Regions from separate parts of the Homo sapiens genome. Here region 2 is linked to region 1. A link is a contact called in ENCODE Hi-C data. All regions are on one chromosome and are shown on one strand. The core of a region is the stretch at or near the end of the contact, and the rest is flanking DNA. Distances in the headings are between cores, read along the strand shown.

The links. A loop is a pair of places that touch in the nucleus more often than their neighbours do. Pooled maps may share reads with other maps.
Region 2: a loop to region 1 is called in a map of heart left ventricle, with 3 times the contacts of the local background. The contact joins two enhancer-like sites. A Hi-C loop is called at or near these places in 1 of 168 maps with a recorded cell type or tissue (heart left ventricle), 1 of 37 single-sample maps with no recorded cell type and 7 of 50 pooled maps.

The regions. Positions count from the first base shown.
Region 1 is chr17:47,224,065-47,227,358 of GRCh38, reverse strand. It overlaps a transcript of MYL4 not described here. Among named protein-coding and RNA genes, the nearest start is that of MYL4, 16 kb to the right of the region's middle. RefSeq lists an enhancer at 1,662-1,956. Within about 2 kb of position 1,803, at least 22 of the 41 ENCODE cell types and tissues checked have a DNase peak (open chromatin) inside an H3K27ac peak, as active enhancers do.
Region 2 is chr17:47,808,566-47,811,859 of GRCh38, reverse strand. OSBPL7 (oxysterol binding protein like 7) reads left to right here. Exons shown (of 23, transcript NM_145798.3): 17 at 1,025-1,088; 18 at 1,188-1,266; 19 at 2,382-2,526; 20 at 2,640-2,784; 21 at 2,870-2,996; 22 at 3,200-3,294. Among named protein-coding and RNA genes, the nearest start is that of OSBPL7, 12 kb to the left of the region's middle. RefSeq lists enhancers at 2,459-2,959, 2,960-3,294. Within about 2 kb of position 1,524, at least 14 of the 41 ENCODE cell types and tissues checked have a DNase peak (open chromatin) inside an H3K27ac peak, as active enhancers do.

The DNA of each region.
Region 1 (3,294 bases), core at 554-3,053:
AGTCACTTTTTATGCATACCTCTTCCCAGGAGGGGCAAGTGCCAAACCTTAGTTATGGGCCGGGCAAAGTACAGGGTTGGGGAAGGGATGACTAGGAGGACAAGAGTCTCTTCTGTCTTCAGATAAACAAGCCCAACACCATGGAGGCAGCAAATAAGTTGCACTGGTTCCCAAGGAGGTTTGTGAAGTAGAAAATGCTTCCCGGCTGGGCGCGGTGGCTCACACCTGTAATCCCAGCACTTTGGGAGGCCAAGGCAGGTGGATCACCTGAGGTCAGGAGTTTGAGACCAGCCTGGCCAACATGGTGAAACCCCATCTCTACTAAAAATACAAAAAATTAGCTGGGTGTGGTGGCGCGCACCTGTAATCTCAGCTACTCGGGAGGCTGAGGCAGGAGAATCGCTTGAACCTGGGAGGTGGAGGTTGCAGTGAGCTGAGATCGTGCCACTGCACTCCAGCCTGGATCACAGAGTGAGACTCCATTTCAAAAAAAAGAGAGAGAAAAGAAAATAAAATGCTTCCTGAACTATTCTCTCAGTGGAAGTGATGGCTGAGCCGGAGCAGCATCTTAGACCATGTGTAGAGGTCACACACTGAGACACCATACGATAAAAGAACTTGGGTCCCTGAGGACTGTGGAGCATGCCGGCTGTGCCAGCCAGGGACTGCCAATCTCTGGATTGTAATGGGAGGAAGAAACGCACTTCCATGTCTCTTAAGCCACTGTGTTTTGGTGTCCATACGCACAGCCAAATATAATCTTAATTAATACTGTGTTCAATAAATGTTGGCTGATGTTGTCACATGATTATAACTAATGTCTGTCTTCCCACTAGACTGAAAGCTCCTTGAGGACAGGGGCCATGTCTGTGTGGTTCAGTATATCCCCAAGGCTCATGCCAGTGCCATGTGCACAGCAGGTACCCAATGGGCATCTGTTGAATTAGTAAGTGAGCTATGACCTCTGTTCATGCTCTTCTTCTCCCTGGGGCTAAGCACCAACCTTGGGGCACCTTTTCCTTTAAGGTCTCACTGAAAGCCCTTCTCCCAGAGAAAATATTTGTAATGCCTCACTTCTTTCTGGTTCCTCCTTGTATTGGTTCCTTAAAACTTACACTGTATGTTACATAGATGGAGTTATCCCTATGCTATTTGGGGATCATTCTCTATTTATCCCTGGATACTTATGTGCTTGCTTAAGTGGACAGTAAGCTACTTTGGGCAAGGAAAACACTTTCAGTTTTCAAATCACTGGGAACCTTAACTCCAGTTCCTCACAAGTGAATACAGTGAGCAATAAATACTTGCTGAAGAAAGAAAGAAGAGAGGGAGGAGGGTGAGGATCAAAAAACTACCTATCAGGTACTATGTATATTACCTGGGTGGTGAAATAATCTGTACACCAAACCCCTGAGACATGCAATTTACCTATGTAACAAACCTGCACATGTGCCCCTGAACCTAAAATAAATGTTAAAAAACCAAAAAAAAAAAAAAAAAAAAGAAGGGAAGGAGGAAAACCTGACGAGGCCCCAGTGCTAAGGAGAATGTTGGCATTTCAAACTGGGGGTGTGATTTAAAGAAAAGGAGCAGAAAGTGAGGCCAAAAAGAGCAGTCTGCGAGGTAGGGACAAGGAAAAGAGTCCTAAGAGCCAAGCTTGGAAAACATTTCAAAGGCAGGTTGAAAATGGTGTGTTGAAAATTGAAACAATGTAGAATTCAGGGGACCTTGTCAACATTAGCTGTGACCTTGATTAAGTCACTTCCCATTTAAGGATCTGTTTTCCTGATTTTGACTCTTAGGAAGTCTGACTAATCGGTGAACTGGCTCTGCTCCAAGGAGCCTAGTTAGAGGCTCCAAGAAGCCTGAACCCAGCCCTCTCCTCCTCAGCCAGAGAAACTCTGTTCTCTTCAGTTTCATGCACTGACTTCCCCATAAAATTTAGTTCGAACAAAAGGCTATGGGTCTAAACCAAAGTTTGAGAACCACTGGATTCAATGAACCCCTGCTCAACCGTATAAAGATCCCTGGTTTTGTGTTTCAACCAGTCACTCACAAAGCTGAAACCCTTCCTCAAAGAAAATCTGGGAAACAAAGGGCATGTATATAGACCTTGGCCTTGTCTCCCCAGCCAGACTGTAAATTCTAAGAAAAGCAAACTTGGGCTCATGGTTCTCAGCTTCCCATGACAGGCAGGCAGCCTTGGCTGAATTCTTAGATGTTTCACAGAGTTCTGTGGCTGGATGATTGATAGTTAGGCAACAGAAAGGCCATGGGAAGGATTTATTTCACCTTGGGGAGTCCTCAGGGATGTAAGGACTCCCTTTCTGGGATGACTGGACCCCTGTGCTCCCATATAAATATTTCTACTCATATACATGTGTGTTTAACTTCCTCACATCATCTTGCTCCTTCTTCCCAATTGCTGGTTTTCAGGCGTCTCTTTTCCACGTGCCTCTCCCCACTCTCCTCCTCTCTCAGCCTGAGGTTCCTGACCTCTGACCCTGACTCTTTCCAGGGCACTGAGCTGGAATCCTGGGTCTGGAGTCAATGAGATGTCCAGAACAGGCAGGACTGAACCAGGTACCAGGAGCTTTGCACTCAGAGGAAGAGGCACCTAAAAAAGCGAGGACCAAACCAAACCGTGGTTGACCTATACAATGGGACATGATTCCGCCTTAAAAAAGGAACACGAGGACATTGTGCTAAGTGAAATAAGCCGGTCACAAAAGACAAACACTGTCTGATTTCACTTATCCAGGGTGGTCAAATTCATAGAAATGGAAAGTAGAATGCTGATTGCCAGGGGCTGGGGGAAGGAGGGAATGGGGAGTTATTTATTGAGTACAGTGTTTCTGCTGGTGGAAATGAAAAGGTTCTGGAGATTCATTACTGATATGGTTTGGCTGTGTCCCCACTCAAATCTCATCTTGAATTCCCATGTGTTGTGGGAGGGACCCAGTAGGAGGTAACTTTCCCATGCTGTTCTCATGATAGTGAATAAGTCTCACAAGATCTGATGGTTTTTAAAAGGGGAATTTCCCTGCACAAGCTCTCTTTGCCTGCCGCCATCCATGTAAGATGTGCCTTTGCTCCTCCTTGCCTTCCGCCATGATTGTGAGGCCTCCCCAGCCATGTGGAACTGTAAATCCATTAAACCTCTTTTTCTTCCCAGTTTCAGGTATGTCTTTATCAGTAGCATGAAAAGAGACTAATACAGTTACACAACAATGTGAATATACCTCACTCTACTGACTTGTATGCTTAAAAATGGTTAAGATGGTAAATTTCATG
Region 2 (3,294 bases), core at 275-2,774, 580 kb before region 1:
AGATTTACTATTTTTTAAGGTGGAAGAAACAGACAATCTTTATATTCAGAGAGAAAGAGAAATAAAGAGGGAAAGACTGAAGGTGCAGAAGGAGGAGGAGTGGGCAGCCTGGGGGGCATCAGTGGGAGCAGGCTGACTGCCGCCAGACAGAAGGAATCGCCCCCCTGACCCACTTCTGTTCTGCCACAGACTGTGGGAGGCGAATGAGGTTCGAAGGGCCTGGCTTGTGCCTGGGTCCTCAGAGGAGGATTGGTGAGGGATGTCAAGGCCCCAGATACAGGACATTGTAGATTTAGCAGTTTCTTAGTGTGGGTCGTGTCTGTGTTTTGGCAACAGAGTCAGAGCCAGGGATGCACAGAGGAGGCCGGTGCTGGCATTTCTGGCAAGTGGGGGAGGTGGCTGAAGGTATTAGCTGAGAGTGCTGTGAAGGGCAGGATGGGGCTGGCAGACCATGGGAGGGCAGTGCAGTCGGGGACCTGGTCATCTTGGCTGGAGCTGTGGGCGACAGGGAACGGAGAGAGAGGCAAGGCAGGCAGGCTGTGGGATGTTGGAATTGAAGGCTCCAGATGTGGAGCCATTCCAAGTGGGAACAAGGCCAAGTGTTTCCAAGGGTGTGGGGTGGAGGTTGCAGGGCGATGATCAGCTTTGGGGTGGGGTGGGGGGAGATGGTGGGGAAGAGGGTCATCAGCAAGGGCTGGGTTTCAGGCAGGGCATGGGGTGGAGGCCCCACCCATCACTGTTGCGGGGAACTTTTCAGGCTTGAGCAGGGGTTCTGGAGGACGCCATAGACAGGGCCAGCCAGGGGAGCTTCTGAGGAAGAGCGAGTGAGAAGGGAGAACATAGGGGCCTCATGGGAAGAAGGGAGGATGATGGGTTTAGGAGGTGGCCAAGGGTGATAGGGACAGGAAACCTGGAACCAACTGGTCTTGTGGTACTTAGGGGAACTAGGGGTGGGAATAAGGGACTTTGGGGTAGCCTAATGGTGCTCGGGGACAGCCTCAAGATAACTTCTTTGCTCACCAAGGTCTCCCACCACCCCCCTATCTCGGCCTGCCATGCAGAGTCTGAGAACTTCGCCTTCTGGCAAGGTGAGGAGTAGAGGGCAGGGCCGGGGTGGCCCTGGGCAAAGGGAACACCCTCTGGCCTTATCTCTGTTGTTCACTCTCCCTCCCCTAATCCAATTCCAGATATGAAGTGGAAGAACAAGTTCTGGGGCAAATCCCTGGAGATTGTGCCTGTGGGAACAGTCAACGTCAGCCTGCCCAGGTGGGATTCTTAGACTCTCAGCAGCCAGGCCAAGCCACAGGCAATCCTTCAGGCTGGAGGGGGCGTGGCCTTAGGGACAGGATAAGGACGGGATAGGAAGGTCTGGCCTGAAGCTGCTTGCAGTGGCGTCAGTGTCTGTAGGTTTTACACCTATATTTACAGCAGTTGCCAATAGAGAAAGATGAAAAGCCTTGGAACGTAGTAGAGCTGGAAGGGCCCATCGAGGTCATCTGACTCAGCGGTTTTCACACTTTTTTGACCATGACTCACAGTCTCACAGTCAGAAATGCCTTTGAGACTTCAAGCCAATGTGTACACATACACACACACAGAAACCTAAATTGATCTCAGGACTCAGGGGTCACAGACAAAATTTGAAAAACTCTCATCTAGCTAATTTTACAGGCAGAGGTCTGAAGCCAGAAAGAAAAAGGGTATTGAAAGTGGTCTGGGTGTTGTGGTAGAGATCCTGGATTTTGGAGTCAGAAGCCATGAGTTCTGCCACTCAATAGTGATGCAAATTAGCACCAGCCTGTAGTCCCAGCTACTGGGGAGGCTGAGGCAGGAGAATTGCTTCAACCTGGGAGGCGGAGGTAGTGGTGAGCTGAGATTGCACCACTGCACTGCACTCCAGCCTGCCTGGGCAACAGAGCAAGACTCTGTCTCAAAAAAAAAAAAAAAAGAAAAGAAAAGAAAAGAAAAGAAAATAGTGATGCAAGCAGCAAAAAGACTTGACACTTCAGAGCCTTGAGCCTGCTTGCCTGTGACATGACAGTAAGAAGTAATACCCAAGAGAGGTGAGGATTAAGCAGGATAACGGATGTGAACGTACACACGGTTCCTGGTGCCCAGGGGCAGGACACTTTGTGTATTTTCATCCCTGTTGCTCAGGCACTCAGGGGCTTTGTAGATGAGTGGAGATGTTTTCGTTGAATACGTTCTGTGAAGGCCACTCTTCCTTGTGAATATAAGTCATCCTTCACTGCAGAACTGGAGTTGGGACCCCAGGGTTCCTGTCACAGGCCCACATGACCTGCTTCAGCAAGACAGGAGGCCCCTGACTCACTTGTTCCCTGGGGCCAGCCAGCTGCCCTTCCATACCTTGTCTTTCTCAGGTTTGGGGACCACTTTGAGTGGAACAAGGTGACATCCTGCATTCACAATGTCCTGAGTGGTCAGCGCTGGATCGAGCACTATGGGGAGGTGCTCATCCGAAACACACAGGACAGCTCCTGCCACTGCAAGATCACCTTCTGCAAGGTGTGTGTGCCACCCTGACCCTGCCCATCCATCCCCGGCAGCCTCTGTCTCTGGAGGTCACCCTGGCTAAGGGGGAGGGGACACCTCCCTAAACCCTGCCTTCCCCACCCCAGGCCAAGTACTGGAGTTCCAATGTCCACGAGGTGCAGGGCGCTGTGCTCAGTCGGAGTGGCCGTGTCCTCCACCGACTCTTTGGGAAGTGGCACGAGGGGCTGTACCGGGGACCCACGCCAGGTGGCCAGTGCATCTGGAAACCCAGTAAGTGGAGGGGTCACAGAGGGCTGGGTGAGGCTGGAGCAGCTCAGGCATGGTGCACCTGCCCCAGCCCCTTGCCTTCCCCCAGACTCAATGCCCCCCGACCATGAGCGAAACTTCGGCTTCACCCAGTTTGCCTTGGAGCTGAATGAGCTGACAGCAGAGCTGAAACGGTCGCTGCCTTCCACCGACACGAGACTCCGGCCAGACCAGAGGTCAGTGCCGGATGGGTGCCGGCCTAGAACCATCTAGTTCACTCCCTCCACAGAGTACAGAGCTGGGGCTTTGTCCTTCCTTCACTGAGTGGCCTCAGAGAAGTGGGGCTTGTCTAGAGGACAGAGTTGGGCAGAGACAGAGGCCTTGGGTTTGGGGGCCCCTGCAGATGGGCAGTTCCCCTGAGTTTGATCTGGATCCTCAGGTACCTGGAGGAGGGGAACATACAGGCCGCTGAGGCCCAGAAGAGAAGGATCGAGCAGCTGCAGCGAGACAGGCGCAAAGTCATGGAGGAAAACA